Regions from separate parts of the Homo sapiens genome. Here region 2 is linked to region 1. The links are chromatin loops, found by intact Hi-C in ENCODE. Cell type or tissue: GM12878. All regions are shown on one strand. Each heading gives the region's core, and the rest is flanking DNA. Links, peaks and the distances in the headings are about the cores only. Region 1 overlaps IPO11 (importin 11). Region 2 has its middle 140 kb from the start of LRRC70.

The links. A loop is a pair of places that touch in the nucleus more often than their neighbours do. Peaks named below come from ENCODE experiments on the same cell type or tissue, not always from the same donor. Only the 100,000 strongest peaks of a DNase experiment are listed, where the experiment ranks them.
Region 2: it touches region 1 in a loop (8-fold over the local background); 7 of 110 quality-filtered maps call a loop at or near these places.

Annotation. Positions count from the first base shown.
Region 1 is chr5:62,455,819-62,464,154 of GRCh38, forward strand. The region is part of intron 5 of IPO11 (importin 11); the gene reads left to right. Among named protein-coding and RNA genes, the nearest start is that of IPO11, 47 kb to the left of the region's middle. In GM12878, for the core only: a CTCF peak has its summit at 4,849 (motif pointing right); a DNase peak (open chromatin) is centred at 4,845.
Region 2 is chr5:62,716,169-62,724,504 of GRCh38, forward strand. No RefSeq gene overlaps it. Among named protein-coding and RNA genes, the nearest start is that of LRRC70, 140 kb to the left of the region's middle. RefSeq lists an enhancer at 1,986-2,726. In GM12878, for the core only: CTCF peaks have their summits at 2,406 (motif pointing left) and 3,984 (motif pointing left); a DNase peak (open chromatin) is centred at 4,073.

The DNA of each region.
Region 1 (8,336 bases), core at 163-8,162:
GCTTCAAGCAATTCTTGTTCCTTAGCCTCCTGAGTAGCTAGGATTACAGACATGCGCCACCATGCCCAGCTAATTTTTGTATTTTTAGTAGAGATAGGGTTTCGTCATGTTGCCCAGGTTGGCCTCAAACTCCTAGCCTCAAGCGATCCACCTGTCTCAGCCTCCCAAAGTGCTGGGATTACAGGCGTGTACCACTGTGCCTGGCCAGGAATTCATTTTCTTTTTTTTGAGAAGGGGTCTCGCTTTGTTGCCCAGACTGGAGTGCAGGTGCACGACCTTGGCTCACTGTAACCTCCACCTCCCAGGTTCAGCACCTCCTAGTAGCTGGGTTTACAGGTGCACGTCACCATGCCTGGCTAATTTTTGTGTTTTTGGTAGAGATGGGGTTTTGCCATGTTGGCCAGGCTGGTCTCCAACTCCTGACCTCAGGTGATCCACTCTCCCATAATGCTGGGATCACAGGCGTGAGCCACCATGCTCGGCCAGGAATTCATTTTCTGTAAAACAGTATGCCTTTACATATAAACCTAAATATAATAAAATGGACATTAACCACTGTTAAAATCCAAAGTCACTAAAAATAAGGAAATTTAAGGTACAGGGAGCAATTGTAATGAAGTTGGAAGTATGTTAAAGTAAATAATGTCCCCAAATCACGATGTGTAACACACAAAAGTATATGCTGCATAGTGCAGTGGCACAAACATAGGTGTCTACAACCTTGACCTCCTAGGCTCAAGCAATCCTCTCACCTCAGCCTCCCAAGTAGCTGGGACCACAGGCACGTACGACGATGCCCGGCCTGGATATTAGGGATTAATCTTAAATTTTTACTTCTGTCTTAACAGTCACTCAACAGTTATTGAATGCTGACTGTGTACAAGAGATATGTACAATATTGTGGGAGACAGAAGACAGAATTAGTAGTCTCTTGACAGTTCATGTGGAAGAACGCAACCCCCCTATTTAGTAAGCTATTAAAATCTGATGTGGGGCCGGGTGCGGTGGCTCACGCCTGTAATCCTGGCACTTTAGGAGGCTGAGGCGGGTGGATCATGAGGTCAGGAGTTCAAGACCAGCCTGGCCAACATGGTGAAACCCCGTCTGTACTAAAAATACAAAAATTAGCCGGGTGCCTGTAATCCCACCTACTCGGGAGCCTGAGGCAGGACAATTGCTTCAACCTGGGAGGCGGAGGTTGCAGTGAGCCGAGATCACGCCACTGCACTGTAGCCTGGGCAACAGAGCAAGACTCTGTCTCTGGGGTGGGGGGGAAAATATCTGCCATGGAAGAAAACAAAACTATATTGCATTGTTATTATGGTCATGGCTAAAACTTAGCTGAATTTTAAAAGCTGAAAGGTTTATGATGAATAATGTTCTCATTAGGCTGGGCATGGTGACTCATGCCTGTAATCCCAGCACTTTGGAAAGCTGAGGTGGGAGGATCCTTGGGGCCAGGAGTTTGAGACTAGTCTAGGCAACATAGTGAGATCCTACCTCTACAAAAAATAAAAAAATTAGGCATGGTGGTGTATGTATGTCATTCTGGTTACTTGGGAGGCTGAGGCGGCAGGATCACTTAAGCCTAGGAGTTTGAGGCTGTAGTGATATATGATTGTACTAGCCTTGAAGACTGAGTTAGACCATGTGTCTAAAACATAATAATAATAGTGTTTCTGCTAAACAACACATGAATTATTTGGATGGTAAGGGTAAAAGAATGCTGTGTGGCAAGGTGAAGTCAAGTTACAATACTTCAGAAGGTCATCGTGATGAATTACTATATTTTCTACACAAAGGAGAACTGCATAGCTGCTTTGAGATGGGTTGGTTAGTGTAAGATAGATCACTCACCCTCATAGCAGAGACTTGCAGACTTACTCCTTGTCAGCTTAAGACTTCATGATGTGGTCCTTAGGGGAAATTTCCAAATAATTGAAATTATGAATGCTAAATTTGAGAATGCCAAGGCGCCACTTCCATGGTGTAGCTCCAGCCTGTAAGATATTTACAGTGCTGTAAAATTTATTTAAAAGATAAATGCCGGCCGGGCGCGGTGGCTCACGCCTGTAATCCCAGCCCTTTGGGAGGCCGAGGAGGGCGGATCACGAGGTCAGGAGATCGAGACCATCCTGGCTAACACGGTGAAACCCTGTCTCTACTAAAAATACAAAAATTAGCTGGGCGTGGTGGTGGGCGCCTGTAGTCCCAGCTACTCGGGAGGCTGAGGCAGGAGAATGGCGTGAATCGGGGAGGCGGAGCTTGCAGTGAGCTGAGATCGCGCCACTGCACTCCAGCCTGGGCGACAGAGCGAGACTCTGTCTCAAAAAAAAAAAAAAAAAAAGATAAATGCCTTTGTGAGCAAGTCATCAAATAGGTTTAATAGATCTTATTTTCACTTTTGTTTTGTTGATTTTAATTGTACATTAAATGCCATGTTGATTCTGTTTCTTATCTCTTGCTCTGTGTAATTTTATAGTGGCTTTTTTTCCCCCTGGGGATTGAGTCTTGCTGTGTCACCCAGGCTGGAGTGCAGTGGTGCAATCTCAGCTCACTGCAACTTCTACCTGCCAGGTTTAAGTGATTGTCCTGCCTCAGCCTCCTGAGTAGCTGGGATTACAGGTGCATGCCGCTATGCCCGGCTAATTTTTGTACTTTTAGTAGGGACAGGGTTTTGCCACATTGGCCAGGCTGGTCTCAAACTTCTGACCTCAAATGATCTGCCCGCCTTGACCTCCCGAAGTGTTAGGATTACAGGCATGAGCCACTGCGCCCCGCCTATATTGGCTTTTTAAGTGCATTATTTAAAGAGTGACTCTCTTAAAGGGTCATTTGTGCTGTGAACCTGTGGGGATTTGAGCCTGTGCATGTGTGTGTCTAGGCTTATATTAGTATCAAGGTGAAAAAGAACTTTTTGGTGGGAAGTTACTTTAGTGGAGGAGACTCAAGGTGACAGACTTGGTTCAAAAGAAAAGAGCTGTGCGCTGAACAGAAGAGATTTTGAATATAGCATGGTGCGTACTCTTCCTGTATTGATTCATAAAGCCTCTTGTCTGAGTCCTAGTTAAGGGCCTGGAATAAGAATGAAAATTCCAAAACTATCCCCCAAGTATCTAAAAGTTGCTTTTGAAACAGTGCTGATTTATACCTTACCCATCCATCTATTTATCTGACAAATATTTGGATTCTTACTCTATGCAATCACTTCACGGGATGCCTGAGATAGAGCTGTGGAAAGGTAAGGGCCCACCCAGGGAGTAGAGTAGTTTTACTCTTTTTTTTTTGTTCCTCCTCCTTACTGAGTTGATATTTTGGATACATGAGAACAGTGTGTAGGCATTAAGTGGCTGAAGAGAGGCGTAAGGCTGTTGCTAGGATAAGAGACTTAGGGAACTGAAAGATGGGCCACAGTGTCCCTCCTGGGCCTGAGCTATATCACTGGCAGGTTTGAAAACAAAATGAAAATTAGATTTTACTTTAAAAAGCATGTAAGTAACAAATGCTATAGGTCTTTAGGAATGTCCTTCATTGACATTCCTTCATTGACATTTTTGAGACTCTGTCTCAAAAATAAATAAATAAATAAATAAATATTAGTTGAGAGACATCAGCAGTTTGGCTGGAAATTGCTTTTGAGATAGATCTTGTACCTACTAAAGCTTCTGGCTTGATACATTTTGGTAATTTAATATATATTTATGTCATAGGTAAGTGGAAGCGAATTTATACTTAAGCCTTTTTTTTTTTGAGACGGAGTCTTGCTCTGTTACCCAGGCTGGAGTGCAGTGGTGCAATCTTGGTTCACTGCAATCTCTGCCTCCCGGGTTCAAGCAGTTCTTCTGCCTCAGCCTCCCAAGTAGCTGGGACTACAGGCGTGTGCCACCATGCCTGGTTAATTTTGTATTTTTAGTAGAGGCAGGGGTTTCACCATATTGGCCAGGCTGGTCACGAACTCCTGAGCTTATGGTCTGCCAGCCTTGGCCTCCCAAAGTGCTGGGATTACAGGCCTGAGCCACCTCACCTGGCCTACTTAAGCCTTATTAACAAAAAAACGGATTATTACTAAAATAACCTTTTTAGTTATTGTTAAGAATACAGGTGTTTTTAAAATTGAAAATACATTTTAAAAACATGGAAAAGTAAAGAAAAATATTAACTGCCATGTAACTATTACCTAGATCTAATAGTCAACATTTTGCTGTTTTTGCTTTCTGACTTTTTTTGAGCTATTTTAAAGGAATTTAAATATTTTTTTAACTAAATTCTTCAACATTTATCTGTGAAAAGATAGATTTATTTTTTAAGTATTTAACTTTTATCATCCTGAAGAAGTAAAAAGTAATTTAATATCATTTAATACTTTTATCCAGTTTTCTAGATTGTTCTCAAACACATTTTTACAAGTGGCTTGAGCCAGAAAAATGAATAAGGTGCATTTGACATGTCTTACAAATCTTTTAATTTTGAATAGTATTGACTTCCTCCCTCTCCCCCTTAAAAATGCCATTGACTTGTTAAAAAAAAACTAGATTAGTTGTCTTGTAGGATGCTCTGCCTCCTACATTTGTTGATTAATATACCTTGCTGATTAGGTTCAGGCTAAGCAGATTTGGGCATCTATAGCGAATATTTTTTGTCTCAGTATTCGTGATGAATTATTTAATACATGAACTTTGATGTAAAACTTTTTTGGTGCTAATGTTTCTTAAGGGAAAATTATGAAGACAACAATTCTGAGGCTAAAAAAGTTTAAGAATATTTGAAATGCTAAAATACTTAGTGTGTAATGGTTAGCTTTTGATACTTTGGAGTCAAGGCTTTGGGCTTCTCAGTTACAGCCACTAAACAGTCAGTAGGTGGCACTGTTTCTTCTGGTTTAGAAATAGAAAATGTTAAGTATTTGGGGGTTTCATGAACTAGTACCTAACATGTTTCATTAAACAGTTTATTTGCATATTGTCTCACTGAATATTCCTTCCCCCCTCCACATTTTTAGAATCACATGTAGAAAAAAATATTTTTATTTCTCCTACTTGGTTGCTTTATTACTTACTCTTTTCCAGCTGAGCCTTCTGTAAGCATGTATCAGTTGGTGTTTTCTGGAGCAGATAGGAGGTATACAGGGCTTGTGAATATATTAGTTGGCAATGGTTACTTCCTGTGGTTTCTTCTTTATTCCTGTTGTTTCTTCTTTCTTTATCTCTCTCCCTGCTTTTACTGAAAGGTAAAGGGCTGAAAGGTGTTAAAGAAAAACTTTTCAAACACTTGTAAAGGATGATAAGACAGACTTTATTCAGATGGGACTACTGCAGTGGGGTTTTGCAGTAGGGGAGAGAAATTGTGCTCAACTCTGAATACAAGGAAAAGTGGGAATTTATTGCCAAGGAGCAGGGATGGAAAGGGTGGGAGGTTGGGGGGATGGGGGGTTGAGAGGATGGAAAATTACTAAAAAGAATCATCAGGGATGAGAGGGGGTTCCTGGCCAAACTGACCTAATAGGATTCTTGCCGAAAGCAACCTGATGAGATATTGATGATATCAATGTCAAGGATAGGGGATTCTGGCTAAACCAACATAGCAAGATTTCTTGCTAAAATTGGGTGACGCAAAGAACAGACATTTTGGAAGTCCAAAAGTAGAAGCCTAGTTAGGACAAAGATTCAGAAAAGCCTCACTAAAGTTTGGTTAAGGAGAGGCTGTTTGTCGAAAGATAGTGCCGTTGCTTCTTCATTCCAGCCATTTGTGTAGAGACCTTTCGTAGGCTAGCTAGAGAGTCTTGAATTAGAACTTTAAGAGATGCCTGATGTCCTTGACTATTAGGTTTTTGTTTTTAAATTTCCATACTATTGTTTCTTTTTAAATTTCTGTCTCAAATGCTATATGCCTTCATTTAGCAATACCTGCTGTGTGCCAGGCATCTTATGTGCTTTTCGTATCTGTAGTCCTTAAAGTACAGGTTAAGTACTTCTTATCTGCAATGCTTGGGAACAGAAATGTTTCAGATTTTTTTCAGATTTTGTAATATTTACATTATACTTACGTTGAACATCTCAAATGTGAAAATCTGAAAATTGAAACACTCTAGTGAGCATTTCCCTTGAGCATCGTGCTGGTACTCAAAGTTAAGGATTTTGAAGCAAATACTTCGGGTTTTCAGATTTGAGATATTTTAGCCTGTAGTTCTCTCATATTAAGTATTACTTTCTAGGGACAGAAAGAGGGAAGAATTAATTAATAGATCGAGATCTAACTTTGCCATTAATATCTATAAATCTTACTTATTTTTGTGAGAAGTAGAGATGAAAATTTCAAAATTGAAAGTTGCTTAAGGTGAAATAGAGTGGAATTACTGAATTACTGAACTTTCTAACACATTTTTAGAGTCAAATGATAAATAGAAAAGGAGATGATTTTATGGAACAGAATAGAATTTTTTTTTAATGACTTTGAGTCCACCATGTTTAAATGCTTCCTTTTATTCAGTCTTGTCACAGTAACAACCTTTGGTATAGTATTCAGAGATGTTCTTTGGTACTTTTTATTCTTTGTTTTGTAGGTGAGTGGGGAGGATTTTATGTTGAATATGTCTACTGTGATTTGCATTGTGTGTATGCAAGTGGTAGAATTCTGCAAAGAGATATTCTGGTAACAGAAGCAATGCCTGAAAAAAAAAAAAGAACAGTTTTGCCCCTTTGCTACCATTATTAAAAAAAATACTGTTTTTATTTTTTACAGACAGGGTTTTGTCTCCCAAGCTAGAGTTCAATGGTACACTCATAGCTCACTGCAACCTCAAGCTCCTGGGCTCAAGCAATCCTCCTGTCTCAGCCTCCTGAGTAGCTGGGATTACAGGCATGAGCCACTATGCCCGGCCACTATAAAATACTTCAGAAAAATCTGACACAATTTCAAAATATGTGGTTATGTAGGGTGGCAAATTCTCCCTTAATGTTTTCTTTCTTGAGCCTGTGCCTGTTTTATTTGGCTGACTCTTTTTTTTTTCTTTTTCAAGCTTAATCTTACTTTTAATTGAGGAACTAGGGGATAGTTACTGTCACCATCCTTTTTTTTTTTTCAGTGAGTCTGGCATGTAGTGGTAGTGGGGGGTATTGAGAATTAGATAAAAGGTCTATGGCTCTTACGACTAGTGAATGGGACTAGTTCTAATTTACACACATATATTACTTATATGTATATGAATATATGTGTATATATAAGAAAAACATTCAATTTATTTTTAGAGACAGTGTCTCACTCTTGTCCTGGCTGGAGTGCTGTGGTGTGATCATAGCTCACTGCAGCCCTGAACTCCTGGGTTCAAATGATCCTCCCACCTCAGCCTTGCAAGTAGCCGAGATTACAGGCATGTGCCACCATGTCCAGCTAATTTGTTAAGAAACATTTTGTAGAAAAAGGGTCTCACTTTGTTGCCTAGGTGGGTCTTCAACTCCTTACCTCAAGTGATCCTCTTGCCTTAGCCTCCCAAAGTGCTAGGATTACAGTTGTGAGATACCATGCCCAGGGTGTACTTTATATTTTGATATCAAAAGGTTTAAACAGGGCCAGGCATGGTAGCTTATGCCTGTAATCCCAGCACTTTGGGAGGCTGAGGCAGGAGGATCACTTGAGCCCAGGAGTTTGAGACCAGGCTGGGCAACACAGTGAGATCCTATCTCTACAAAAAATAAAAATAAATATATAAATTAACCTGGTGTGGTGCATCCCTGTAGTCCCAGCTACTCAGGAGGTTGAGGTGAGGGGATTGCTTGAGCCCAGGAGATTGAGGCTGCAGTGAGCCGTGATTGCGCCACTGCACTCTAGCCTGGGCAACAGAGTGAGACTCTTTGTCTCAAAAAAAAAAAAAAGTTTAAACAGAACTTAGTTATACCAAAAATGTTTATCTCTTTTATACAGTGCAGTTAATTGTTAGTTATTGTATTAAGAGACATTAGAGCATAGAAGATAATATATACTGATATACTGAACATACCTTTTACTTCTGTATTTTTTTTTTTTTTTAATGACAGAGTCTCGCTCTGTTACGCAGGCTGGAGAGCAGTGGGGTGATCTCAGCTCAGTGCAACCTCCACCTCCTGGGTTCAAGCATTTCTCCTGCCTTAGCTTCCCGAGTAGCTGGGATTACAGGCACGTGCCACCACGCCCAGCTAATTTTTGTATTTGTAATAGAGACGGCGTTTCGCTGTGTTGGCCAGGCTGGTCTCGAACTCCTGACCTCAGGTGATCCACCTGCCTCGGTCCCCCAGAGTGCTGGGATTACAGGCGTGAGCCACCGCATCTGGTCTATGTGTTTGTTTTTGGTGGTTTTTTTTTTT
Region 2 (8,336 bases), core at 24-8,023, 260 kb after region 1:
GACACAAAACTGAGTAATGTTCAATGAAGCCCTAAACCATCATCTTTATGGTTATATCTGTCACCAAATAAAAATTATTTGCATTTCTACTGGACAAAAACATGCGATTTAAACTCTGCGCCTACAGAGTTGAAAGATATCCCAGACAATAGAAAAACAAACTCAGTACCATAATGAAAGAACTCCTGGTAATCCCTTCTGCTTATTTTGAAATTTTGGATAAATTTTCTGATAATGCCAAACTATGTATGGGGAAACTGAGTCTCAAAAAGGTGAAATAACTTGTGCAAACTTATACGGCTAGAAATGCCAGAGCCAGAATTCCAACGCCCATATATCCATGTTTTTTCACTAAATTAGTTACCTCCACTCAAGTAAAACTCACTCTTTAAGGAGATCACTAGAAAGTGGAGACCTGAAATTTCAAGTCTTCTCTGAGGGAGGTGGGAGGGCACAGGGAAGAGTTCAAACAAAACAAAATAGCAAAACTTCAGGATTCCCAGGACACAACAGTGTTGTCAATCTGCCCACCGTTAGCAAAATCGTGTTTTCTCTTCCCTCTCCTGCTTTTTAAAATTTACCATGAGATGAAATAAATTTTAGGGCAGTGCGATAGCCAAGTATGTGTGATATCACTTATAGGTTCAATTGTTATTCCTGGATTGGCAGAAAGTAAGTTTGTTACTAATTTAATAACTCAATATAAACTTCTGCTTACACTCAGTACAATTACTTTCAAATGGTAGTGAAATATTTTATTGTATTTAGATAAAAGATTTTCTAATATTTATGAGTGCCCCTTTCCTGGGTTATTCTTAGCAAGAATAAAATTAAACTTTTTAACATAAGTTTGAAGTAGAGGCAGTTGGTTGCTTTGAATTCTTTTTTAACTTTGTCAGAATTTGTCAAAACATGATCTAAAGCAAAAATGCATGGAGTAGGTGAACCGGAGTATGTTTATTTATAAACAGAAACTTGAGCCAAATGCAGCAGTAAATGAAAAACTGCAACAAATCACATTAATTTGTTTTTAAAAATAAAGCAAAACAAGTAGGATTTTTAAAACTCCCCAAAGTAACGAACCAGTTTAAACCAGATCTGAGTAATATTGGGATGAAAAACTTTTCATCTTAGTAATTGGTGCCAGAAAATATCTTAAAAAGAGCATTGTCTTAATTTAGGGAAACCTTTGTAATCCACTTAGGGGAGAAAGATGAGGCCCCGGTAGTGTGTACTGGAGGAATGTGATCCTCACATGACCTTGAAGGGAAGGAAAAATAACTCTCTCTCTACCCTTCTGAGTTCTTAGCTGGGACAGACCCCTGCAGCAAAAGACAGATTAACAAGAGAAAGACAAACAGAAGTGCATTAACATGTATATTTCATATACACATGGGAGATACCTGAGGAATGAGTAATTCTCAAGGATGTGGCTTAGACCTCTGGCTTATATGGCACCTTCAACAAAAAACAGTATGTTTTTAGAGAAGTGTTAAGACAAAGGAAAAAGACTTTGAGTCTCTAGGGGCAGCAAATTGTGGGAAGGCGCATATGTGGGAGTTAGCCAAGTTTGTTATGCAGATTCCTCTGGTGCTGTGCACAGGCTGAAAAGGGTCTAATGTTGAATCAGTGGTCAACTTTTCTCCTTCCTGGTAGTGAGGGAGGAGGACACCTTTCCTTTGTAAATTTGTGTCCTCCTTGTAGGCAAATGGAAGAGGGCAGAGAGCTTTTCTTATATCTACTTCTTCCCAATTGCCTTCAGGTCAAAATAATCCTTATGCCAAAGAGGCATATTTTGGGATGGCATATTCTTGTCTCCTACAGTAGATGTCTGTGTGATGGAGTGGGTGAGGCTGGACCGTGTCAGAGGAGGTTGGAGCCTGTGGGACAGGGTGGAGCAAGAGGCCTTGCTAGTGGAAGAGGGGGCAAGCCCTTTCATTTTATTAAAAAAAATTTTTTTTATTTCATTAGCTTTAGGGGTACAAGTGGTTTTTGGTTACATGGATGAATCATACAGTGGTGAAGTCTGGGATTTTTGTGTATTGTCACCTGCGTAGTGTACCTTTTACTTCAATAGGTAGTTTTTCGTCTCTTACTCCTCTCCCACCCTCCCAGCAAGCCCTCTGAGAACAGGGATCTTTCATAGCCATTCTAAAATTGTTTATTGTTTACTTTGCCACATTGCAAACCCTTCTGATTCCTTATGCTGCTAATGACTTGGGAGAGTATTGTTTTTTATTTTGTTTTGGTTGGTGGTGGCAAAGTTGCTGGAGAAATTCAAGGGAAAATGATTAACTCCACGAGTCATTCCAAGAGAACAACTTGAGAGGGAGGACCATGAGAGGCAGAGAGTCTCCAAGGAACATACCTTTAGAGCTGGTAGTGACCTTGGCAGTGCTGACCCCTGGAGGGTAGGATGTGTGGGACAAGGACCTCAACTTAAAGTTTTTAAATAACAAACAACAGGATAATGTTCCTTGGCATGTGACTTATGCAATGAATAAAACAAAGACAGGACATTTAAAGATTCTCTGGACCAGACTCCATTTCCCCGATTTCCATCACCTGCTGGCCCATCAAGGACTGGGTTGATGAAGCTTTTGCTAAGAGGCTTCAACCCTGATCTGAGTTGTCTGTAATTAGGTGTTCCTTGAATTTGATTTCCTAGAATATGGTAGCTCTGGACTAATGACTACAAATCTGTTATGGCTTAGTGCTTCTCTTTCTGTTATTAAGTAATGATGGAACAGCTGTGCACATATAGAGACTGTTCTAGATGCAGGAGAAGATGCCTCCTGCCCTGTGAGCCGGCAAAAAGGAGGCCACAGCCATAAGGCTCGGACTGATGGGCCACTCAATAGTCCACAACCACTGGAAGGAACATCAGGAGAAAATCTGTAGTGCGGAGGGGGTTAAATTCACTGAAGATCTGTTTTCCCTCAAGGAACCTTAAGGTTCTGGTTGAGAAGTCAGCTTTCTTTCTGGTCAGATAGCACTCTTTTCTAATTCTCAATATAAATTGCTCTTTTCCCCTTCTTGTAGCTTGTGGTTGAAAACCTGTAATTAATTTACAGAAGCATGTTTCCTGCAATTATAAGAGCAATTGCTCAGTGGAGGTGGGCAAAAAACGTGGCTGTGCTGTGCTTGGAAGTGAGGTATATTTTGCGAGTAAGTTATTAATCAAGTGCGGAAGTGAATAATTTCCTCGTAATATCCACTATCCCAGCTTCTCTGAGTGTCTTCATCTTCAAGATCCTAAGGCATTCTCAGCAATTGCCCCTGTGCCCAGAGAAATGGAAGGAGAAAAGCAGACCCCACCACCACTCCACTCGCTCTGGCTTTGCAATTCCTTGGATCATTGAGCTGCTTTGTGCCGGAGTTGTTTCAGCTGGAGAATCACCCTGACATTCCTGAACTGAAGCTGAGCCTGGTACTCCCCAAACTTGTGCCTCAGGGGTTTAGTGAACACCCCACTGACCTCCAAATTTCCCTTTACTTAGCTTCTGATTCTTTCCAGCCTCGGGGGCCTGGCGTGCCTTCAGGCAGCAGAAACACTGCTCTTTGCCTGTCTGTGCAGCAGCAGAGGGGCTGAAGGGCTGCATTTTCCTCTCTGCCCTCCCTCTGAAGCGGGCCTAGCTGAATTTTAACATTTTCACCCGCTTCTTTCTTTGGGTCTGGCCTTTTTTTTACTGTACGTCAGGCCAAAACTGTCTATTGTCTCTTTAGGATCTATCTAAAGGTTTTTTTCTAACATACATCATTTGATTTGGTCCCGTGGGGTCCCTGATGTGAAAGATATGTCAACAGTCCATTCGTTCTGGGGGCATTGAAAGTGTCCATTTCTCTGACAAATTGTGCTTGCTTTTCCCTCTGAGCAGCCGCTTCCTGGAAGAAAGCACCTTCTGCCAGAGCCACATTCACTCAGGCCCAGCTGATGCATGGCTGTCCTCAGGCTGGCCTCTAGAGGCACACCTCGGCACCAGGGCTGAGCCCCAGTGGCTAAACCCACACGTGTTCCCTCATGCACGGCACAGGCTGAATCTGTCACCTGGAAATGCTCCAGCAGCACTTGAGGTTTTCTATACTATGTGCGTGTGTTAGTTTCCTCTTACTGACATAACAAATGACCACAGACTTGCTGGTTTCAAACAATAGAAATTTATTGTTCTGCGGTTCATTAGCTCAAAAGTCCAAAGTCAATTTTACTCGGCTAAGGTCAAGGTATTGGCAGGGCTAGTTCCTCCCTTTCTGGGTTCTGGAGGTTGCCTTGATAGTTCTTGGTTCATGACCCCTTCTTTACATTGTTCCAATCTCTTGCTTCTGTTGCACCTGCTCCTACTTCAATGTCAAATCTCCCTCTGACAGTCTATTGGGGTGACATCTGGGGCCCACAGAATAATCCAGGATATTCTCCCTACCGCAATATCCTTAATAACACCTGCACATTCCCTTTGAGGATGTGGACATCTTTGGGGGCTGTTATTCAGCCTAGTGTATCATGTTTGAAAGTAAGGACAGTGACACTTCTCTTTTGAGCTTGCCCAGTCTGGCTGTTAAGAACCTCACTTTCTTTCAAAAGAATTCCTCTCTTCAGCTTCCTCCCCACATCTTTGTTAATTTGTTCTTGCTTCACACTGCTCTATTGTGACTACAAAATCCTAGTTCCGTGAGTCTGTGGACAAACTTTATCCCCTAGATGGGTTAGGCTGGGCAATGGCCATTTACATTTTTCTATAACATAACTGTTGCTACAGTTTGAACTCAAGAAAAAAAAAATCCGTTTGTTTTCTGACTAGTGTTCAGTTCTCCCAACATTTCTCACTGGAGATTTGCTTGTGCTTGCCCTGGCTTCATAGGCTTCAGTTCCAACTGGGGAAAAGCCTGTTAGGTGTGGAGAATGGTACAAGAAAACTGCTCATCCAGTAATGCTGACATTGGTGACAGCATTTGTGGTAGTGCCAGTTTGCATCACACTGCAATTTTCTCCAGTAGGGCTTAGTTGCTTGGGTGTAGATAACAAGAAGGTAGATAGCAGCACTGATCAGGGTTGAGGTTTTGCCAAGCGGGTGGGGTAGAAGGACAAAGAAAAAGGACAACTGATTTGCTAGGGAGAGTATTGTTTTACCCTGGCTGGGTGGAAACATTTATTTAATAAATTTATATAATGACTGCATGATAATAAAAGCTTTGTATTTGATTTCTCACAGAAGCTACCTGATAGGGTTGCTATCCTCATTTTAGACAGGGGGAAAGTGAGACGCACAGAGGTTAAATAACTTGCTCCAAGCCACATAGCTAGTAAGTGGCAGAGCTTAGATGCAACCCCAGGGAGTTTGGTTACAAGAAATTTCTTCCTTACTCTTCCACTGTGCTGTAAGTGCAAGAATTAGGTCAATGGACTGGAAGGAAAGAGAAGTCTCCAGGGACAAGCGTCTGTAAAGTCTAGGACATTTTAGGGAGCATGGACATGGAGTGGGCTGAAGATTTGATATGAGGCTTGGAGTATTTTGGGATTATGACAAATTCTAGAAGGCAGTTGTGGATGTGGGTAGCTGAAATGAAAGGAATTAAAGGTCATTGAAATTCAGGGGTCTGGAAAGTCTGAGGCCAGGTGTTGGCTGTGACACAGAGCACTGAGGTCATCTATAATAGAAGAGTGGAAGGACTTAGGGTAGAGAGGAAGAGAGGAAACCAGATGCCAGAGTCTGGCAAATGAAGGGGAAGAACTAGGAGGTCAGTAGGCAATGATGAGCAGGAGAAGATGGCGCTTCAAAGAAGGTGGGCATGTTATAAGCGTAATTGGAAATATCATTGATGAACAAGAACAATGCAATACCTCCATTTGATTCTGAAGTTACCTGGGCCATAGGAGAAGGAGCAGCCTCTCAGGGGGATGCTGTAAGTAGAACTGAATTTTAAATTTTAATTAATTTAAATTTTAAAATGGATACTGATTTGGTTATTGGAAAACGTTTAAGCATATTTGGAACAACTTGTGTATTGGAATTTACTTTTCGATTGTAAAGTTTATGAAACCTAGATACCACCCAAGGACTTCTAATGAAAATATAAGCATTCAAATTGAGATGTCCCAGCAGTGTAAAATATACACCGGATTCCAAAGAGGTAGTAGAAGAAAAGAAGGTAAAATATTTCATTCATAATTTTCTTGTCTTGATTACATATTGATGTTTGGGTATATTGAGTTAGAGAAGACGTTATTAAAGTTACTCCCACCCATTTCTTTTTACTTTTTAAATGTGGCTACTAGAAAATTTAAACTTACAGATGGGGCTTACGTCGTATTTCTATTGGGCAGTGCTATTGAGACCAAGGAAGACAGTGATGGGCACTGTACTGGAACTGGCCGCCTTGAGGTCTGAAGTGGAACTTCGTGTCATCATGAGGAAGAGAGAGCCCATGCACGCTGCAGCAGTGTCTATGATGGCAGTGTTTCAGGTGTCATGAAGTCTAGACATAGCGGCAGATGCGTGATGGAGTAGCTGGAATCAGGAGAAGTTATGGACATTTTGTTTACGGGAGTCATTCATATATGCTAATTGCCCATCTTCTAAGTAGAGAAGTATTTGAGAAAACTACTGGAAACAAAACTAAAGGAGTGACTTAGATAATTGGGGAGAGGAAGGATCCAACTCATGAAGGAAGAGGAAGGAGAGAGTAGCAGAGTGAGTGAGGGTTTTAGGTGTGCTCAGGTGTGTCAAAGTCCCTTGTACCAATCTTGGAAGATGCCAAAGTTTGAAAAGACAGACAATACTGTCAAAGATTAGAGAAAGTCATTAGTAGGCTAGACAGTCACACAAAGGGTAAGAACATAGGTTATTAAAGATGAGAGCTACAGGCATCCTTTCAGCTCTGGAAAAAGTATTACTCTTAAAAATGAGAATAGAAATTCTTGGCTTCCGCTAAGTGAAACAATTCTTATCATGGATAGCCTCTAGAGGTAGCATAGACCTCACCTTTTCTAACAGTATTTCCCTCTGGATAGATAGCAGTGTTAGTAAGAACTTTGAAGGTCAGCTTGTGTATATGAATCTCAAGATAAATTGCTCTGATGAATACTTGGGTATATATGTATGCATCTCACTCTCACCTATCTTCCATCGCCTGCCATCTTCCACTTCATGGCATAACATGATTGACATAATGAAGGCTTGTCAGTTTATTGCCCTCCCTGTGCAGCCAAATGCCTAATACGAGGCCACCAAAAGACGGTGGCTATCATGGAGGCTCAAAAGTGGCTAATTTTATATTGTCATTCGCAAGGAATGATGCAAGGATGCCCTGAGGTGAACTGTGTTAGCTTTGGGACTTTTCTGGCCTTAAGTTCCCTGTTCTGCTCCCCAATCAAACTTTATCTTTCTCTGGAGGAATGCTTTTAGGTAATGAAACAAAATAATTTGCTTTATGTGGCCGTGCTATTTGTCAACATCTTCTAGTAGCATTAAACACAATGCTCTATCATTCCTGCTTTCAAAAAGAGGACTTCTAGGACTCACCTCAATCAGGTGCTCAAAAGAGAGGGTTTCCATCTTGTTGGTGGTTGGAGTCAGGTGAAGATGTTTCTGGTCAGGCCATCTCTTAGCCATGCCTATCAACTCAGAATGACATGAGAACTCCCTCCCAGCTGCTCCTGCAGATCCAAATGCCCCCTAAGATAGCCCTGATTAGGAACAAGAGAAGCAGAAGGAGCAAAGGCCATGAGATCGGAGTCCCAAACCTTTTCCATTTATAAGCATCTCTGTGGACTGCATCAGCTGTCTGGCTGCCCCATTCTTTGGCACCTCATTATGTGGAATCAGAAGACACAGAACCCCAGTGGATAATTGCTTTGAGATAACATCTGTTGGCAATGACTTTGGTTCAGGCAGAGCTTAGCTTCTACATTATTAGTCTTTCTTCTTAGTACATTTTTAGGCTACAAACAAATTTCCCTTGACAGTCAAACAAAATTGAGGAACAGAGACTTTCTAAAGCCCTATTGATTAGCATATATTGCTTTTTAAAAATTTTCAGCCCTTTAGTGTATATTAAAGTGATTCATCCTAGTGAAGGTTGAGAGGGAACCAAGCTTTCTATGTTTACTCTATGTCCTGGGAACTTGTCTGTAATAGATCTGCACAGGGAAAAGGAACAGGACCAAGCACAGTGCTGGCAAACTGGCAGGCTTGAGATGCAGCCACCACTTAAAGTTGACTGCCATGTAAGTGCTCTTTCCAACCCAGTGACAACACACATGGAAGAGGGTTGAGAAAGATTTGTTCTGGCTCATCTGCTGACTCCCAAGGAGATTCACTAGATAGTTCCAAAGGAATTTA